2 separate regions of the Homo sapiens genome follow, and region 1 is linked to region 2. A link is an interaction called in ENCODE POLR2A ChIA-PET data of the cell type or tissue named here. Cell type or tissue: Panc1. All regions are shown on one strand. Each heading gives the region's core, and the rest is flanking DNA. Links, peaks and the distances in the headings are about the cores only.

Region 1 (13,284 bases), core at 3,006-11,005, 880 kb after region 2:
GAACACAGTCATGTTTTGCCCAAATGCCAGTGCTTAAGATAGCAACATTAAACCACAAACTAGGACTGAGGATAAATTGCCAGGTTTATTTTACCCTGTAAGAGCTGGCAAACAGAGCTAAGGAGGTGAACTGCTCTCCCACCTGCAAGAGTTTACAATATAACTCCAAGGAACAGAGTTTGGTTGTATATTGCTATGTCCATGAAATGGCTTGCATTTGGTCTCCCAGTTCACAACGTGGTCAGTGCAGAGGGATAGAAGTGTTGATCTGGCACCACGTGGCGCACCAAAAGGCTCAATTTCACAGACAGCAAATAACTATTCCTGCTTCTAATCTGATTAGCATCTTCTACCCAAACCCATGAAAATACGTTATCAGGGAGATCAAATACAATTGGAATAACTGCAATACGAAAACCAGACTGGCAAGAGCCAGTGGGGATTTTCTGGGTTTGGGGGTGATTGTGGAGGTAGTAGCTTTTAAATGAAAGCTCTTGACAAAATATTTCCTTTCTATCAGCAGGAACTACATTGTACCTGGGGAAAATGGCTTATAAGGTTTCACAAATTGTGCAAAGAAATATATATATTTTGAGATGCCATTCTCTGTTGACATTCTTGTGAAAAGACTTTTAGCTGACAGTCTCATAAATCTTTAAACCATATTAAATGAAGTTGTCACAACACAAGCAAAAAGGGTAATTTTTCTTCTTTTGTCCAGATCAACAGTGTTGTTTTGTACTCTAACTTTTCAGTAGACCTGAAGGGCACCTTTGCTCGCTCATCTCTTCAGTTTGCCCTTTAAAGTGTGTTCTTTATTTCTTTGGCATGCAAAGCTGGGATGGCAGTCCTGTTCCTACATACAAATAACCACCTTCAACATACAGAGGATGAAAAACACCTTCAAGTGTTGGCGTTCAGGCTAAAGTTGAGAACTAGAAATCTACAGAAACTCAATTCATGTTTTTTAAATACTTTATATGGTAAAAATACAGCAAAAATAGTTTTTTGTTCCAAGAGGAAAATATATACTGCTATGGTCACGGTTCTAAGGATGATTTAAGAAGTCTCTGGCTCCTCAACTGTGCACTGTAGTGTAGGCTGACTTCAACCACGGCTTCTCCAGCTTCAGTCATTTATCAAAGCTAAGATCATACTGTGGAAAGAAGAAATGAATGTCACTAATGTTTTCTCAGGAATGTTCCTACAGAGCCTGGTTTGTCCAGACTTGCGTCCCTAAGGTTCACAAAGGAACAATCATTTGAGTAAAAGACAATCATTCATACCCAAAGGAAAGAATATATTAGGATCTTTCATGTCCAAACTTTTTCACTAAAAAAGAGTGACTGGGGGTGGGGAGTTGGGGGAAGTACAACTTAAAACCTATGTTAGGCTATAGTTAAAAAAATAAAAACAAAACAAAACAAAAACAACCTAGCTCAGTTAAAAAAAAACAAAACAAAACAAAAAACACCTATGTCCAGAAAAAAAAACCTTTAAATTCTCTAGCCAGATACATACTGTTCTATGCCTGGAACCTCTTCTCCCCATCCCACCACTCCATCAAAGCAGTAACTTCTTACTCAGGTTTTGTGATTGGCTCTAGGGCACCTCGTTGGGGAAGCTGGCCTCTCAGCCCAGGGCAGTTGCACAGCCTCCTTCCACAGCTCTTCTTCCTGCTGCTGTGGCTTACATGTTGTCTCTACCACTGGACTATGAGCAACTCTTGAGATGAAAGCAGGGCCCAAGCATTACCACTTTCATGTTCTACTAGCAACCGGGCCTGCAATTACCAAGTTCCAAGCTTTTACCGTAGGGGTTCTGTGCTGCTCCTCTGTGTCACTTGCAATGTTGTACACAATGTCTGACACACAGCAGTCACCCAATAAATGCTACGCCACTAAAATTGACACAGTTAACAATAACAAAACCATCCTTTCCTTTGAAATACTGGGATCAGCCTTGCTCTGCTGAAATGAAATGCCTAAAATACACAAAAATATCCTTACATCACTTATGGTATAAATAATTGTCCAAATTCAACCATACTAAATGTACTCAATGCACAGTAAAAATTAATGATAGCAGCTAATATTTTTTAAAGATTTTTGAGAGTTTACTATGGGTCAGCATAAACAAGTGTCTTACATGTATTATCTCAGCCCACATTAAAATGTGATGAGGTAGGTACTATTAATATCATTAATATCCCCTTTTCAGATCAGAAACTGAGGCTCAGACAAGTTAAGAAACTTGCCCCAGGCCGGGTGTGGTGGCTCACGCCTGTAATCCCAGCACTTTGGGAGGCCGAGGTGGGTGGATCACCTGACCAACATGGTGAAACCCTGACTCTACTAAAGATACAAAAATTAGCCGGGCATGGTGGCGTGCGCCTATAATCCCAGCTACACGGGAGGCTGAAGCAAGAGAATCCCTGGAACCTGGGAGGCGGAGGCTGCAGTGAGCTGAGATCATGCCACTGCACTCCAGCCTGGGGGACAGAGTGTGAGACTCCATCTCAAAAGAAAAAAAAAAAAGAAACGAAACTTGCCCCAGGCCACAGTGTAAGTGGTAGAGCCCACATTCCACTAGGCTAGCACCCAATCAAAAAACCAAAAGCATAGATTCCCCCATTCTCTAAAGAAGATGAGCATTTTTTCAAAACTTTAACTCCATTCAACAAGTCCTGAAATGTCAACTAGGTCCAAGGTATTAGGCAAGGTGTGGCAGATGTTAGATACAAAGACAAGTAGCATAAAATCTCTGCAATCAAAAGCTAATGACTTGGTAGTAATAGCAAAACCACTGTTTAAAAACAGCAACCAAAAACCAAGAGAAAAGTGCTACAAGGACATCTTCTGACCCTCTGAACTATATGTAACACCAAAGGGTAACGTAATAGCAATGTGGCTGAAAATGACAGGCTGATAGGGAAGGGAAAGGAAGGGAAGAGAGAAAAGAAAACTGTACAGCCAGTGAAGTACACAGCTGCCCAGGCAAACCAGTTACATGAGTTGCCTATCTTTTATTTAGTTATAAAGAACAATATCTTAAACCTGCCCCAAAATTACATCTTAATTCCTCCAGTCCAACTCCCCACCACTTTATTTTTTCTTTTTTTTTGAGACGGAGCCTTACTCTGTCACCCAGGCTGCAGTGCAGTGGCATGATATCGGCTCACCGCAACCTCCACCTCCCGGGTTCAAGCGATTCTCCTGCCTCAGCCTCCCGAGTAGCTGGGATTACAGGCGCCCGCCACCACACCTGGCCAATTTTTGTATATTTAGTAGAGATGGGGTTTCACCATTTGGGCCAGGCTGGTCTTGAACTCCTGACCTTGTGATCCACCCACCTCGGCCTCCCAAAGTGCTGGGATTACAGGCATGAGCCACCGAGCCCAGCCACTCCCCACCACTTTAAATTCTACGACTAAGAGTTCAGAAACTCATGTACATTTTTAAATCCTAAGACTTTGAGTCTACTAAGCAAGATACCTCCAAGCCTAAATTTACTCTGCAAAGCATGACTACGTGGGCTGTACCTACAGCACCGCCCCCAGGAGATGCCTGCTCTAGTTTACTTTCCAACAGCATGAAACCGCAGGGGTGGGGAGGATGAAGAAAGGATAACCTTAGCTAAGCCAATTCCAGCTTGTTTTTTGTCTCTTCAGAAACAAATATAAGGGAACATATATGACAGTAAAGATACAAAAGTATTAAAAACAAGAATAGGTGCATCATTATGTTCTCATCATTAACTTTTTTTGCTCCTTATTCATCATCTTTGATACTTGGATTAAGAACTAAGCATATTAGTAATGAGGTAGGGTATGAGAATCAGAAACTGATACCAGTGTGCTTTTTCTGATCTAGTTTTTAAGACACAGAAAAGCAAATAAGATGAATGGTGAAAAGAAAACTATCTAAACTCCAATTTTAATCTAATCCACTAATGGGTGGATTTAGCACAGTGAAGGGATTTTAGGAAGCCTGCTTTGTCAGGAAGAGGCTAAAATGGTTCTGACTTCTAAACTATTTCAAAAAAATAGCAATTTTTAAAAACTGCTATCTTGGCCAGGCACGGTGGCTCATGCCTGTAATCCCAGCACTTTGGGAGGCCGAGGTGGGCGGATCATGAGGTCAGGAGATTGAGACCATCCTGAAACCCCATCTCTACTAAAAATAGAAAAAAAAAAAAAAAATTAGCCAGGCGTGGTGGCACGCACCTGTAGTCCCAGCTACTTGGGAGGCTGAGGCAGGAGAATCGCTTGAACCTGGGAGGTGGAGGTTGCAGTGAGCCGAGACTGTGCCACTGTACTCCACCCTGGGTGACAGAGCGAGACTCTGTCTCGAAAAACAAAACAAAACAAAACAAACAAAAAAAAAACCCCTGCTATCTCTATACAGTTTCTAATCAAGAATTTTCTGAGTGGTGGAAGTTTACTTCAACATAAGTTTTTCCTAATAGTCCTTATGCCTATGTGAAAAATTAAACTCTACCTAGGAGAAAAAATAAAAATGATCTAATTAAAGCTTTGATACAAAGGTTAAGCCTGACTTCTAGCTTTTCAAAGGTTTAATCAAATCGTATACACAGGAATTTTTTTTTCTCCTTTGCTCTATTCTATGCATCTATGATGGATAAAGGAAAAGGTGGCATGTTCACCTCTAAAACACACAGGAATAATTTAAAACAGGACTATATAAGGCTTCCAATGTCTGACAGCCAATCTATCATATTAATTCTTACTTCCAGTGTGTTATAACTAGAAGACTGATACAACTTTACCATAATAGACATTTAGCATGCTGGAGAATGAGCATCACACCTAAATTACTTATTGCCAAGAAAGATCAGCACAATTTGGATAAAAGTTGCTGAGAGCTGCTGCTAGTGGTGTGATCCCCCAAAGACCATGAGTGGGATGGTCGCTGAGGCACATATATTAATGCTTATAACAGGCAGTGGAACTCCACAGCTGTATACTACTAGGGAAGGAAAAAAATATGAAACAGAGTTTCACTATTGTTGCCCAGGATGGAGTGCAATGGCGCGATCCTGGCTCACCACAACCTCTGCTTCCCAGGTTCAAGTGATTCTCCTGCCTCAGCCTCCCAAGTAGCTGGGATTACAGGCATGTGCCACCACGCCCACCTAATTTTGTATTTTTAGTAGAGTCGGTGTTTCTCCATGTTGGTCAGGCTGGTCTCGAACTCCCGACCTCAGGTGATCTGCCCTCCTCGGCCTCCCAAAGTGCTGGGATTACAGGCGTAAGTCACCGTGCCCTGTTTTAAGCATGTGGATAGCCTCAAAGCTAAGGCATAACTAAGATGCAACAGGGTAGATCTACTGTAGTTCAGACAGAAAGCTGATTCAATGACATACATAAATAATCTACACAGCCACAAGGAATTTACATAATCCCCGAAAGTTCCACAATGTCAATGCAAAATCCTATAGTATAGTAATATCTCACCCTTCAAAAACAAATATGGCATCTAGGAAAATACCAGGACTTTAAACTCACCTATAAAGATACATGAAGAAGCAGAGCAAGTGGAAACCAAGCTTGATCATGGCTTCTTTCATGTGTGACTTCAGCTGCCCTCGATTGTGTATTTCTGTTGGATCAAACACTCCCATGTTACCACTCGGCACCATAATGTATCTGATAAATTAAAGGATACACACATTAGAAGGATAATCAAATCATAGGCATAAGTATTCAAATATAAGTAGCCAATAATAATCGACTTTTAAAAGTGAACCAATCAGGCCCAGTACTGTGGCTCATGCCGGTAATCCCAGCACTTTGGCAGGCCAAGGCAGGTGGATCACCTGAGGTCAGGAGTTCAAGACCAGCTTGACCAACATGGTGAAACCCTGTCTCTACTAAAAATACAAAAATTAGCTGGGCATGGTGGCAGGCAACTGGAATTCCAGCTACTCGAGAAGCTGAGGCAGGATAATCACCTGAACCCGGAAGGCAGAGGTTGCAGTGAACCAAGATCGTGCCATTGAGCCCCAGCCTGGGTGACAGAGCAGAACTCCATCTCAAAAAAAAAAAAAAAAAAAGTGAGCCAATCATAGCAGCCTTAAATTCATACCACATATGTACAGAGTAGTATGATAATGTCATGGGCTGCCACTTAGTTTCCTTTTGAAAGTTATAATACTGTTAATCTTCTGCCCTGTAAAATAAATACAGTAACATTCCAGAAAAGGATATTTTATGCACTGAAACCCTTTTACTCATCTGTAGAAAACTACCATACCAGTCACATCTACAGCCCTTTTCCATTAGACAAAGGTTAAAGAAGGCTTCAAACCCAAACCAATTTTATTAAGTTCTTAGAAACTTCATTATGGAAACAGGGAAATTAAGGAAGTTAGGTTACTTTGAGAGGATCAATGAATTTAAGTGTCTGGGCTTCAACATCCAGACTGTGTCATCTGTGTAACATATATGTCCTAACCTAGCACTGTCCATGAATTCTTCCTGCTCTCACGTCTAAGCTTCTTCTAGTACAACCTTAGTTGTCACACAGCTTCTCAATTATCACTTCTTTGAAATGCAAAGGACTCTCTGAGTTCCACAAATCTGAAATTCTCCCTTAAAACCCCAGTAGCCCGACTATAGCTGAATAGAGGGTATTTTCATTTGAATATCCAGATAACATCTCATCCTTGTCTAATTTCTAGGTTATCTAATAAGAGTGTCACCATTTTCTTGGTGGTCCTTAAAAACTTCCTCTTACCCAACTGGGACTTCTCTCTTCCTCATCTTTCATAGCCAGTCCATCAAACCCTTGTCCAGTCTTTCTTCCTACCACCACTTACTTAGCTGTCTTTTTTTTCCTTTTTGTATTTTTGTTTTATTTTTAATTTTTGTGGGTACACAGTAGGTATATATATTTATGGGTTATATGAGAGATTTTGATACAGGCATGCAATGTGTACTAATCCCATCAGGGTAAGGCTGGGCACAGTGGCTCACACCTGTAATCCCAGCACTCCAGGAGGCCGAGGCGGGAGGATTGCCTGAGGTTGAGTTCAAGACCAACCTGACCAACATGGAGAAATCCCATTGCTACTAAAAATACAAAATTAGCCAGGCGTGGTGGCGCATGCCTGTAATCCCACCTACTCAGGAGGCTGAGGCAGGAGAATCGCTTGGACCCGGGAGACGGAGGTTGCAATGAGCCAAGATTGCGGTATCACACTCCAGCCTGGGCAACAAGAGCAAACCTCCGTCTCAAAAAAAAAAAAAAAAAATCACATCAGGGTAAACGGGGTATCCATTACCTCAAGCATTTATCCTTTGTGTTACAAACGATCCAGTTATACTTTTTTAGTTTATTATTATTATTATTTTTAGACGTAATCTCGCTCTGTTGCCCAGGCTGGAGTGTAGTGGCAAGATCTCGGCTCAGCGCAACCTCCTCCTCCTGGATTCAAGCAATTCTCCTGCCTCAGGCTGCGGAGTAGCTGGGATTACAGGTGCCCAACACCACCATGCCCAGCTAATTTTTGTATTTTTAGTAGAGATGGGGTCTCCCCGTGTTGGCCAAGATGGTCCTGAACTCCTGACCTCAGGTGATCCTCCCACCTCGGCCTCCCAAAGTGCTGGGATTACAGAAGTGAGCCACTGCGCTCATCTCTAAAACACACAGGAATAATTTAAAACAGGACTATATAAGGCTTCCAGTGTCTGACAGCCAATCTTTCATATTAATTCTTACTTCCAGTGCGTTATAACTAGAAGACTGATACAACTTTACCATAATAGACCATTCAGCATACTGGAGAATGAGCATCACACCTAAATTACTTATTGCCAAGAAAGATCAGCACAATTTGGATAAAAGTAGCTGAGAGCTGTGGTATGATTCCCCAAAGACCATGAGTGGGATGGTCGCTGAGGCACATATATTAATGCTTATAACAGGCAGGGGAACTCTACAGCTGTATACTACTAGGGCAGGAAAAAAATATCAAAGACAGTTTTTGGTATTTTTTTGATATCAAAAAAAAAAAAAAGACACACACAGTAAAAAGTGTTGGCAAGGATGTAGAGAAAATGGAACCCCCAATACACAGTTGATGGGAATGTCAAATAGTGCAGCTGTGGCTGGGCACACTGGCTCACACCTGTAATCCCAACACGTTGGGTGGCTGAGGTGGGAGGATCGCTTGAGCCCAGGAGGTCGAGGCTGTAGTAAGCAAACATCACGCCACTGCACTCCAACCTAGGCAACAGAGTGAGACTCTATCTCGAAAAAAAAAAAAGTGCAGCTGCTTCTGAAAACACTCAGGCAGTCCCTCAAAAGGTTAAATATAGAGTTACTATATGACTCAGTGATTCCACTCCTAGGTATTTTGCCTCTTTGTCCTGTGGACTACTGTACTTCATCTCCAACAGCATAAAGTATAGTGGTCTGAAAATAGCAAATAATCTATCTGTTGATTTTTTAAACCTTTTTAAATAGAAGGTAAACTTGTGACCAGCAGACAGCCAACCTGTCACTGCAGTTACCAGGGCAATAAATATACATGATCTTTGTCTTTATTTTATAATTATATTTAAAAAAGAATCTCCAGTGTTTCTGTTTGTTTTTTTGAGGCTGGGTCTCGCTCTGTTTCCCGGCTGGAGTGCAGTGGTGCAATCTCGGCTCACTGCAACCTCCGCCTCCCAGATTCAAGTGATTCTCCTGCCTCAGCCTCCCAAGTAGCTGGGACTACAAGCGCATGCCACCACGCCCAGCTAATTTTTGTATTTTTAGTAGAGATGCAGTTTCTCCACGTTAGCCAGGGCTGGTCTCGAACTCCTGACCTCAGGTAATCCACCCACCTCAGCCTCTTAAAGTGCTGGGATTATAGGCATGGGCCACCACGCCCGGCCTAAAAAAAGAATCTTTGGACTTGACTTCATAGAACCTTTTACCACTATCTACAAAGAAGCCATGCCAAAGCTGGCTCTTCTAGCAGGTTTTCATTTCTAGTAGAGATGACTGACAGTATGGTCTGGTATAACATTAAGATCCTCATTCTCAAAGATTCGAGTCCCCATTCTCACTCCCAAAGTTGTGTTTCACTTAAGTGAAACTACAGGTAGACTTAGCTGTGCTAAAAGTCTGTCTGGGACTAGCCCGCAGCAGAAGTGCAAGTAATCTGTGTTCCCAGCTCAGAGCTCACTTTAGGGCGTTGGTCTATGGAACTGATCATGGGAGAGTACTACTAAGCTTGAAAGAGGCCAGGTGCGGTGGTGTGCACCTGCAGTCCCAACTGCCCAGGAGGCTGAGGTGGGAAGATCGCTTCAGCCCAGGAGTTCAAGGCTGTAGTGCACTATATCACACCTGTGAATAGCCATTGCATTCCAGCCTGAGCAACACAGCAAGACTTCATCTCTTAAAAAAAAAAAAAAAATTCAGAACCCATGTTCAGTATATTAAAAAATGAAAAAGAAAACAAAAAATTCGACCCCAGGGTACCCACCCTCTAGAAAAGAGACACAGATATTTTAAAGCTTTTCCCTCACTCAGATTCTAGTTTCATGACCTTTATAAAATCATTCCCCCATATCCACTCCTTCCCTCACCTCTACTGCTGCCATTATCTTTTCATGTGCATCCCATCTTCCTCCAAACCCTACTTTATTTTTTTCTGTTCTTTTTATTCTAACTGCACTTTACAACATCATACTTAAAAAACAGCCAATGAATGGTCCTGTCCCAAAAAACTAGACATAAATAAAAATGAAATAAAACCTAAAAATGTAGTAGAGCAGCAACCCACTAATATAACAATTACAGGCTTGTCAAGATTATCCCAGCGGTCTTCACAAGAAAGTATGCTATGTCTAATAACCCAACTATAAAATTATATACTTCAGGGTTTCCATTGAGCTCATTTTGAACAAACTTCCTAAATTTATTAAATAAAAAATTTTGATTAGTTACCTAATTTGCAGCTTTTTTTTTTTTTTTCTTGAGACGGAGTCTCGCTCTGTCGCCCAGGCTGGTTGCAGTGGCGTGACCTCAGCTCACTTCAAGCTCCGCCTCCCGGCTTCACGCCATTCTCCCACCTCAGCCTCCCAAGTAGCTGGGACTACAGGTGCACGCCACCATGCCTGGCTAATTTTTTTTTTTATTTTTAGTAGAGATGGGGTTTCACCGTGTTAGCCAGGATGGTCTCGATCTCCTGACCTCAAGTGATCCACCCACCTCAGCCTCCCAAAGTGCTGGGATTACAGGCGTGAGCCACTGTACCCAGCCCTAATTTGCAGCTTTTAAACGTACTTCCAGCCCGGCGCTGTGGCTCACACCTGTAATCCCAGCACTTTGAGAGGCTAAGGTGGGCGGATCACTTGAGGTCAGGAGTTTGAGACCAGCCTGACCAACATGGTGAAACCCTGTCTACTAAAAATACAAAAATTAGCCAGGCACTGTGGCAGGCACCTGAATCCTAGCTACTCAGGAGGCTGAGGCAGGAGAATGGCTTGAACCCAGGAGGCGGAAGTTGCAGTGAGCTGAGATCAAGCCACTGTACTCCAGCCTGGGTGACAGAGTGAGACTCCATCTCCAAAAAAAAAGAAAAAAAGCTCTTAAACACCTTTTTTGGCTCACACCTATAAATAATCCCAGCCCTTTGGGAGGCCGAGACCAGCAGATCACCTGAGGTCAGGAGTTCAAGACCAGCCGGGCCAACATGGTGAAACCCTGTCTCTAGTAAAAATACAAAAATTAGCCAGGTGTGGTGGTGCACGCCTGTAGTCCCAGCTACTTGGGAGGCTGAAGTGGGAGAATCGCTTAAACTGAGGAGGCAGAAATTGCAGTGAGCTGAGATCACACCACTGCACTCCAGCCTGGGTAACAGAGTAAGATCCTGTCTTGAAAAAAACACAACTTTTTAAATTTTTTTTTAACTACCTTGACACCAAAGTAAACAAACTATACTCACCGATATATATTCCAAGTGGCAACAGGTAAGTTGAGAAGGAAGATGAACCAGTGCAATGACATGAGCAGTAATACAGTGACAATGGTATGGCCAATCAATTCTGGAATTACCCACTGCAATGGAAGAACACAGTATTACATCTCACTGCTATGTCCTTCCTGACTGTACATGTTATTTGAAACTAAATCAATGAACGTACAGAGAATTTACAAGCTACTGTTTCAAGATTATTTTTAGACTCCCATGTCCCAGATTTGCATACTGCTATAACTTTGTATCCCATGCAAATATATCAGGGCACAACTTAAAAATAAAGCACTTAAATTTCAATTACTTTTTATCCTAAGCAAAGGCTTAGGTTCATTCATTAAGCAGATTTGAATGAGAACTAGAGAAAAAAAGAGTATTGTTTAGTTCCTATTCTAGTATCTATGCCAAAGCCCCTAGCTCTAATTTGGGATGTCTGATATCCACACACATGTTGCCTTTCAAGTCAGAATAGCAACGTTAAACATTTTCCAATCTCCAGAATCCCGAGGAAACCATTTCATATTCAGAGAAAAACAAAAAATAATAAGAATGTAAAAGCTTACAATAATAGCTCAAAGTTGACCAAATATGATAATGAAGCAGAATGCCAGAATCCTGGCCTATCGGCTTTACAGAGCTCCATGCCCTTCCCTATGCTATTTGTTGACTGTGTAATGTTCTAGTTCTCATGCATCAACAGCTTTTGTGGCAGGGTTCTCAATTCACCAACAGCTTTCCTTTCCTATGAGTACAGATTTTTAATTAAAGTTAACTTCTTTTAGTGGAAGTTAATATTTAATGAAAGAAACTGGCATGCCTCACTTTCAGAAATGAGGAAAACAAAACTCAGAGTGGTTAGGTAAATTGCCTAAGGTTACACAGCTAAATAATGGCAGAGCAATATAGTGTAAGCCCAGGCACAATGACCTCAGACCTCTTGCATTTAGATTTTGGATAATTTTTTGGTAAATAAAGAAGTAGAGATTTTTCTGGGCCATAAACCTAATTTGCAATCAACTTGGTTATACTTTTTTTTTTTTTTCGCTCTGTCGCCAGGCTGGAGTGCAGTGGCATGATCTTGGCTCACTGAAACCTCCGCCTCCCGGGTTCAACCAATTCTCTTGCCTCAACCTCCCGAGTAGCTGGGACTACAGGCGCCCGCCACCATGCCAGCTAATTTTTGTATTTTTTAGTAGAGACGGAGTTTCACCATGTTGGCCAGGATGGTCTCAATCTCTCAACCTTGTGATCCACCCACCTCAGCCTCCCAAAGTGCTGGGATTACAGGCGTGAGCCACTGCGCCCTGCCGGCTATACTTTTTAAAATGCTATTACATATTGGAAAGTTCTAGTTGATTGCATAATTCTTACAAGTATGAGCTACAAAGTCAAACAAACCTGGAATGGAACTCATGCTATGTCCTATTTATTAGCTGTGCAATCTTGGGAAAAGTTACCCTCTCTAAGCCACAATGTTTTCATCTGTAAAATACACATAATACCTACCTCACGAAGTTGTTGTAGAGAATTAGATGAAATAACATGTAAGCCACATGCAAAGTAGGCACTCAATAAAATGTCAGCTGATGTTATACTAATACTCTGCGATCCATATCAGATCCCTAAAGCTATAGCCTTCAGTCTCTGGATTTCTTACTGTAGGCTGCAGTCATCTTTGTATTACACAGACACAGACCTGAAACATGTTTCTTTTTTTTTTCCTCTTGTTTTATTTTTGTAGAGAGGAAGTCTCCCTATGTTACCAGAGCTGGTCTCGAACCGCTGGGCTCAAGTGATTCTCCCTCCTCGGCCTCCCAAAGTACTGGGGACAGGTGTCAGCCACTGCAACTGGCCTGAAATATGTTTCAGGAAGCAAGACTTCACCTTATTATGCTTGGTTTACTGACTTTCAACCAAGTCCTCTGTTTTTTGTCTCTTCCCTCCTTAACGATATGCCCTTCCCCGAATTTGTTCTCAGTACACTGGCACTAGACTCATATCCTCCATGAAGGAACTTGGAGGATTTTTCTCTAAAGTAAATGACTCGAAAAAACACCTACCAAAACACCGCCATTTCAGGTACCCCAACAAAAGTCCAGGTAGATAACAATTACCCTACAGGGAAGTCTACCAGTCAACAAATCTAGACCATCCAAAGAGCTTTCAATGAGCATTTTAGTGCTTTACCCTTAAATATGAATAGGCAGTCATATATCAGAAATTTGAAGAAAGCCTCCAAAATCAAAGACAGATGGGGGGAAAAAAAGAAAGGAAAAGAACTGGATGGAAACAGAT
Region 2 (8,000 bases), core at 1-8,000:
TACATAAATAAGCCAAAATTGTTACAAGTGCCTGGGGGTCTCTGCTGATCTCAGAAATTATCCCTCACTCACACTCTTTCTGACTTTGATGTGGACAGTTAGTGCTATCAATTTTCCTCTTAAAATGCTTTAGTTGTGTGCCAGAGATTCTGTCTTTATCTGTTTTTTTTTTAAAATAGCAAATGGGCTCCTGGTCTTTTACTTTGATTTGTAAAGTCCCTTTATATATTAAGCAAATTAGCTCTTGTAATCTGCTTGGTGTTTTATGTAAGTACTCTGATTATTATATTTGACTGAGCTAATCTGTCCTCATTATTTCCTGGCTACTCTTACTCTCTTACTTGTTTAACATTTCTGTATGGAATTTGGAATCAGCTTCTATAGTCCTCACCACACCTATAATGTGGTATGTTTATTGGAATTATCTTTACTTCATGGATTAATTTAGGAAGAATTAACCCATTTAGGATGATAGCTTTTCTCCAAGAACATGGCATGCTTTTTTATTTCTATGTCTCAAGAATGTTTCCAAGTTTTCTTCATATTGATTTTTGCATATTTCTCGTTAAACTTAGTTTTCTGTATTTCATCTTTTTAAAAATTTTGCTTTTGCCATTTTATTTTATTTTATTTATTTATTTTCTTACCCAATCCTGCCGCAGTTGACCCCAAATCCATCCCACAGAAGCAAAGCCAATCTTGCAATGTTTACTTCCGGTTTTCTACCCTACTCCAGCCGCCACTGTGGTAACTTCTGGATGACCAACACGTGCGCACTAATTCTCTCTGTTTTTGCCACTTTAAATAAGATCTTTTCTTTTATTATTTACCTTGTAACTGGTTGTTGTTTGTATATGTGTGGAAGATTATTTTTACACATTGTTTTGTAATTAGACTAAAACTAAATTCTCTTATTGCTTATAGTAGTTTTAAGTTGATCCTTTGGTTTTCCAGATATTTTATTATAACTTCTGCAAATAATTAAAATTTAATCACTTATTTTCCAAATTTCTATCTCTAATTCCTCTTTTTAATTGCATTGGCTCGTATACACAAAACAGCATTGAGTTAAAAATTGGATTTTAATGGTAATGCTTCAAGTATTTCCCCTTAAGTAGACTCTGTTGTTATTCTTATTGAACTTTTACTTCCGTTGTATTTTTCATTTCTAGAAGGTCTACTTGGTTCTTTTTCAAATTGTGTCAGCTTTTAATAGTTTCTCTTGCATTTCAGGTATTTTCTATCTTTCTTTTTATTTCTTTATAAATGGTAAGCATGGCTGTCTGAGAATATATACCTTTATTCTAGTCATCCAAGTCTCATTAATTTGTGGCTGCAATCTTGTTTCTGCTAATTATCTTTAAAGGGGTATTAAATTTGAAAATATTATTTGTAGGAATAATATAAAGTGTAGGATAATAGTTCCACTCTATAGAAAGTATGTCCATTGGCTTCTGACTGGATGCTGGGAGACTACTCAGGGATTCCCTTAATCCCAATTCAAGACTGGAGATTCCTTAGATGATGTAGGATAATGTATCTGGCCTCAGATTATGGGTACCTGGATATGTAAGGGCTGGTTTAATCCAGTTCACCTTCACATAGAGAGTGTAGCTCTTCATTAGCCCAGATTAAATTATACGTGTGTGTGTATGTGAGAAAGAGTGGAGGGAAGGAAGCTTTGATTTCTGACATCCTTAATCCTTGAATAGCCAACCTAATGATACAATGACTTGATTGATTCAATCAAAATCACATGTAATTCTTTAAATGGATATTGTAGCCTCAATAATTTCTATAAAGGAGAATTTTCAGCACTCTTAGCTGTGGATTGAACATTACTACAAAATTCACATTTAAACTCCTCAAACATTAGTGGAAATCAAAATAAAACACACAACTCTTAATCTGCAAGCAAATGTTTCCTTCCAATAACTACCCCCTGCCCATGATAACAAGAAAGAGAATTCTGTGTCATGGTCTGTCACATCAGTACTCAATATTGGGATTTACATATCAATATCTTATAAACCCTTAGAGTACGGATTCCAGAAGAGAGAGCCTCATTTTTTTTCCCCTTTCAGTTAGTTCCCTGTGCAAACAACCACACCAAAAGATCTTGTCTAAACACAGTTCTGACTACTTTATTCTTTGTTTTCTTATACTCAGTAGTCGCTACCATGACGTGAGTTGAAACAATAGGTTTGGGTGCGTAGGCAATACCTCAATTTGACCTTTGCTGTTGAGCTGGCTGCTACCTAGTAGACAGCATCTAATGTGAGGCTCTGGAGAAAAACTTAGGTCCACAGTCTTCCTTTTGATATTTGGGGGATAGAAACAGTTAACATTTTTGAAACTATGAGAGCCCAATATACTGGACTCTCAGTTTTAGATTGTAGGCTTCAGGTAGAGAGAGTCTCCCTTGCCTGAGCTCTATTATCTTTCATCTTTGCTTAAAAACTAGTTAACTTTTATCTAAATTCATCCCTCTCTTATTGAACTTCAGTAAAAGTGACAAAAAGTAGCCAATTCACACCAACGTTTTGATCTTCCAGCCACTTTCCCTAGAGTTACAGCACATGGTCTGTCTCCCAGATATCACAGCTAACAATGTTGCCAATTTTTTGGCCATGGCATATAAAGGATCACCTGTATTCACCTGCAACATTGTGTCTTCATTGCCCAGCATCTGACTTTTAAGTCAATGTCAGGTATTTCAGGATTTTTTCTGTGATTGTGTCATTTCTAGCTACTGAAATGTGTATTAATTATGATACAAGTTCTATCTGCTTTAACAAAGATCCAAATATAACCATGGCTTTTAAAGGTGGAATTTGATTCCTCTCTCATGTAACAGCCCATGGTCTATATGTCAGCTCCACAGTGTTAGGAATCCAGGATTCTATTTTTTCCTGCCGTCCTTACCCTGCACTTTCCATATCTAGGTTCTTGGTGGTTGCTTTAGGTTTCACCACCACATCTCAGGAGCAAGAAAGGGGAGAAAAAAATAGGAGAACATGTGTACATTCCTTTCTTTTTAATTGTACAATCTAGAATTTGCATGATTCACCTCTAGTCATATCCCGCTGTCTAGATCTAATCTGGTCACATAACCACACTGCTCTACAAGAGAGGTTTAGCTGGATGATGAAGTGCCTAGATGAATCTTCCAATGATAGAGAAACAGGAAAGAATAGAGTTGGGAGTGACAAGCGGCAGTGAATGCCACACAGGGTATTGATGCAAGAGGTAACATTAATATTTAACTTTTTCATCATTTTCCTTTATATTTTCCCACCATGCTATTAAAGAAAGAACCACTTACATGTTTCTCTATAATCCCACACAAGAAACAGGGTAAGCACATTAGAAAATAGCTTGATTAATACGTGTGGGATGAATAAAGAAATTAATGAATGTTGGGTGACCTTCAAAACACATCTTCTGATAACAGATTAGGATTACTCTTTTTAAGTAAAGAAGTATAAGAAAAAAAATCCTACTCAACCATAAAAGGAGACTTTTGAAGCACATCTAGGATGTCCAAACAATTTATCATATTGCGGTTTACCATGAAAAAAATTACATGGTGACATTTAAATTCTTGTTACAGGTTTGGGTTTGAAAGTCAGGGAATGTTTTAGTTATTTCTAAGCTCTTTGCCTGCAATTAGAGGAAGTGGCAGCCAGAGGAAGTAATGTTCTAGATTTGGAGAAAACAGCTTTGGTTTCCCGTGTGAGTGGTATACTAAGATGTGGAGTCACATGCAAATGATATTCAGTTATACTTTTCTACATAGTGGTAAAAAGCTAAGGCTGTCAGTCAATATCAGCACTAACATATGAAATACAGTTCGGAGCTTGTAAACAAATATGATTGCCCGCTAATATTTATTGTAACAAAATATTGAATAAAATAGTCTTGGCATTTCCAACGAAAACAAATGTAGAGTTAAAACTCTCTGGATGCTTTAGCATTCTGATAGCTCTGGTTGTTTGCTGTCAAAAGCTCTTACAACCAACTCTGAAATTCTTTTATGAGAGAAATCTGACTTCAAAGCAATTCAATTTGTATTTATTAAATTTCTAATATTTGCAGGAACTCTAAAGAAGCTTGATTATTAGATTCCTGCCTCTGCCTCAAATTTCTACCAAGCTCTCAAAGTGCAACAAGTTTCTTTTTTCTGCTATATGTAGATGCAGAAGATTGGGAATAAAAACAATTTAGCATATATGTATATTTGTGAAACTATGATTATTCTTTTCTAATTAGCATTTTCATTTATAATTAAGTGTAAGTTTTTACATATATGTTTTTCACATTTTACAAGTAGTCCTTTCCATTTTCTTGTCCCAATAATTACAGCTAATTGAAATAAATAGTGCTCTTAGGAAGACTTTCAATGTGCTACAGTTTTACAATGTGCATTTAATTCAATAAAATATACTCTAAATTTCTCAGAAAGTAATATTCAAAGGTTATGTTTTTAAAGATATGTTTTGTAAACATAGATCTAAACTGGTCTCTACACAAACATATTAGTCCTCAAAGTTGCAGATATAATTACTTTTATAAATAGAGTAGATATAATTACTTTTATGAATAGAGTATACCCAATATTCTAACGTTACAAGTATGATTCTTATAATTATTCTTACCTCTTTGAATTAGTGTCTGATCATTAGGAACTAAATCTGACCAAGGTATGAATTCACATTGCTCTATATCCACAAAATATCCAAAGATGGAACATTCACCAGTTGGTAGGTTGATGCCTACAACCGAAAATAATAAATTCAACTAAGAAAGGGGTTCAGTTATGGAATGTTTCACTAACCATGTAAACTCTCTCTGAAAGATCTGATTGTTGAACAAGAAATAATAAGTATTCACCAAGGGTATATCCAAGTGTATAGGCCTGTTTTCCCCTCAATCTTCAATGTGTAAAAATGAAGTTTTATTAACTTCTTGTCCTCTTTATATCCAGAAAGCAAGGTGAAGTATGATCTGATATTCCTTGAAATCTTACCCCAAAGTTTTGATTATTACCATGTGTTTGGATGCAGTTAAATGCCAGTAACATATTGATTGTGGTCAAACCAATATATCAGAGAACTTTGTTATTTGTAAATCACACTTATCTTTCTATTATAAAAGTAATACATTTTCTTAGCACAAAATTCTGAAAATATAGAATAAAAGTAAACTAATTTAGCCATGGATTCACTATAAGATAATAACAGTATTAGTATTTCATATATTCTTATTTACCACTTGAATGGTAAATAAATCTTTGGAAAAGTGTGTGTGCAAATTTTTTTACCATTTGAAAAATTGTGTTTTCTTATTATTGTGTTTTAAGAGTTCTTTATCTATTCTGGATATATCTTTGTTTGATACGTAATTTATATATATTCTTTGAATCTGTGGCTTGTCTTACTATTATTGTTATTCTCTTAATGGTAAGTTCTTCAGAGCAAATGTTTTAATTAAATTTTTTTCTCTTATGGATTATGCTTTTAGTGTTGTACATAAGAACTCTTTGTCTAACTGAAGGACACAAAGGATTTTTTCTTGTCCTTCTTAAGAATTTTATAATTTAGACCAGGCGTGGTGGCTTATGCCTGTAATCCCTGCACTTTGGGAGGCCAAGGTGGGCAGATCACTTGAGGTCAGGAGTTTGAGACCAGCCTGGCCAACATGGTGCAACCCCGTCTCTACTAAAAATACAAAAATTAGCCAAGCGTGGTGACAGGTGCCTGTAATTCCAGCTATTTGGGAAGCTGAGGCAGGAAAATCACTTGAACCTGGGAGGCGGAGGCTGCAGTGAGCTGAGATCACGCTATTGCACTATAGCCTGGGTGACAAGAGCAAGACTCCATCTCAAAAAAAAAAAAAGTTTATAGTTTTACAATTTATATTTAGGCCTAGCATCCATTTTAGTGTATAATCTTAGTCTGTCAAATTCCTTTTTTTAAACATATAAATGTTCAGTTGGTCCAGTACCATTTGCTGAAAAGACTATTCTATTAGTTAGCTTGGGCTGCCATAACAAAATACCATAGACTGGGTGGCTTGAACAACAGAAATTTATTTTCTGTTGTCTTTTGTGTGTTCAAATTTCCTTTTCTTCTAAGGATGCCAGTCAGATGGGATTAAGGCCACACTTCCAAGCATCTCCCTTATGGAGCTCTCACACTCCCTGGCAATGATATACTTACCCTAATCACCCCAAAGCCAGGTACCAGATAGCCAGGGACAGCCCTGTTCAGCAGAACTTGCTGAAATTATTCAAACTAGCCAATCCCAAGCCCATTTACACTGCTTTGCCCATTCCTTCCTGCAGAAACCACAATAAAGGTACTTGCCCACAGTTCCCCTTTCTCCGTCTGCCCTGTGACTGACCCCAGTGCTTCCATCCTGAGTGGCCCAATGTGTCATGTTCTTTCTCTTCAGGAACCTGTGAGTATAACAAAACTGTAAAACCGTTTCCAGTTCCCTTTTCTTCATCTGAGTCTGGCCTCACCATACCTCACCCAAGGGAATATGGTTAAAACAGCACGCCACATACGATCTCTGTTGTATATTCTTCTTTGTTTTCCTTTACAAATCCCTTACAAATATAAAAATCATTCTTAGCTTACAGTCTGTACAGAAGTAGGCTACAAGCTGGAATTGCCTTGCAGGCTGTAGTATGCTAATCCCTGGTTTAATTAAGTGTCCCTTATTATACATCATTAGTTTTTAGAGAAATGCAGATTAAAACCACAGTGAGATACATTTCATACCCACTGGAATGGCTATAATAAATGAGAAAGACAATGACAAATTGCCTCCAAATATTGGGGAGGATTTGGAGAACAAGAACCCTAATATATTGTTGGTAGGAATGTAGAATAGTGTAGACATTTTGGAAAAAAGTTTGGCAGTTGCTCAAAAGTTAAACCTAAAACTACCACAATATGACCCAGCAATTCTTGCCTTAGGCATCTACCCAAGAGAAATGAAAACATATGTCCACAGAAAGACTTGCATATAATGCATAAAAGCATTATCCATAATAGTCCCAAACTTTAAACAATCTAAATGTCTACCAACTGGTAAATGGATAGACAAGATGTGATATATTCATAGAATGGAATACTATTCAGCAAATTAACTACTGATAAATGATACATTATGGATGAGCCTCAAAAACATTATGATACATGAAATAAACCAGACCCAACAGACCATATATGGTAGTTGATTTCTTAAAATGCTTATTGAAGCTTAATTTACTAAGAAGCAAATTTGTTGCCGATGGTTGGGGATGGGAATAAGGATTAACTGTAAATGGGAACGGAGATCATAATGGAAAGACGAAAATATTCTAAAACTGATGTATGGTGATGGTTGCACCACTCAGTAAACTTACTAAAAAATCATTGATACATATATTTGAAGTGGGTGAATTTGGTGTGTAAAATATACCTCATTCAAGCTCTGTCTTCTCAGTTCAGCAAGGCCATTTTGTTCTTCTTAGGTTCCCTTCCCTGGGCCACCATCTGGAAAGCTCCTCCAGGTAGAGGGCTGGGGCAATCATAGGGCTCATCTCATTTACTCCCTGGGGCAAGGCCATGATTTATTACTGTCCATCCCAAATAAATGAGGATACTTCTTATTTTCCTTCTTGATAGGGATTGAAAATGTATTCACCAGGTCAAGAACACATACCAAATGCTAGAGATTGTCCCTACTGGTAAAAAGAGTAGCCAAAGTGACTGGGATTACTATTTGTTTAAGATTATTATAGTCCACCATCACCCACCTTGATCCATCTTTTTTATTTCAAAAGATCAGGTTAGTGAATTAAGTAGGAATATAATGGATAACTCATACCTGCATCTTTGAAGCCCTGAGGATGTCATTGATATCTGCCATTTCTTCCAGGATGCAGTATTGGTTTGAGGTCTGTGGACTGAGGATTGGCTCTACGAGGGGCTTTCATTTGGCTTCTT

What was found. ChIA-PET counts read pairs that join two places held together with the same protein. Peaks named below come from ENCODE experiments on the same cell type or tissue, not always from the same donor. Only the 100,000 strongest peaks of a DNase experiment are listed, where the experiment ranks them.
Region 1: POLR2A ChIA-PET joins it to region 2 with 14 read pairs; 2 of 35 experiments call an interaction of 5 or more read pairs at or near these places.

What each region holds. Positions count from the first base shown.
Region 1 is chr1:224,363,667-224,376,950 of GRCh38, reverse strand. CNIH4 (cornichon family member 4) reads right to left here. Exons shown (of 5, transcript NM_014184.4): 3 at 10,960-11,072; 4 at 5,528-5,668; 5 at 1-1,156. The coding sequence ends at 1,129. Among named protein-coding and RNA genes, the nearest start is that of CNIH4, 13 kb to the right of the region's middle. In Panc1, for the core only: no CTCF peak of the experiment used is centred there; no DNase peak of the experiment used is centred there.
Region 2 is chr1:225,249,076-225,257,075 of GRCh38, reverse strand. It overlaps DNAH14 (dynein axonemal heavy chain 14), which reads right to left. Exons shown (of 86, transcript NM_001367479.1): 44 at 4,659-4,775. Among named protein-coding and RNA genes, the nearest start is that of LBR, 170 kb to the left of the region's middle. RefSeq lists a silencer at 6,364-6,413. In Panc1, for the core only: no CTCF peak of the experiment used is centred there; a DNase peak (open chromatin) is centred at 3,037.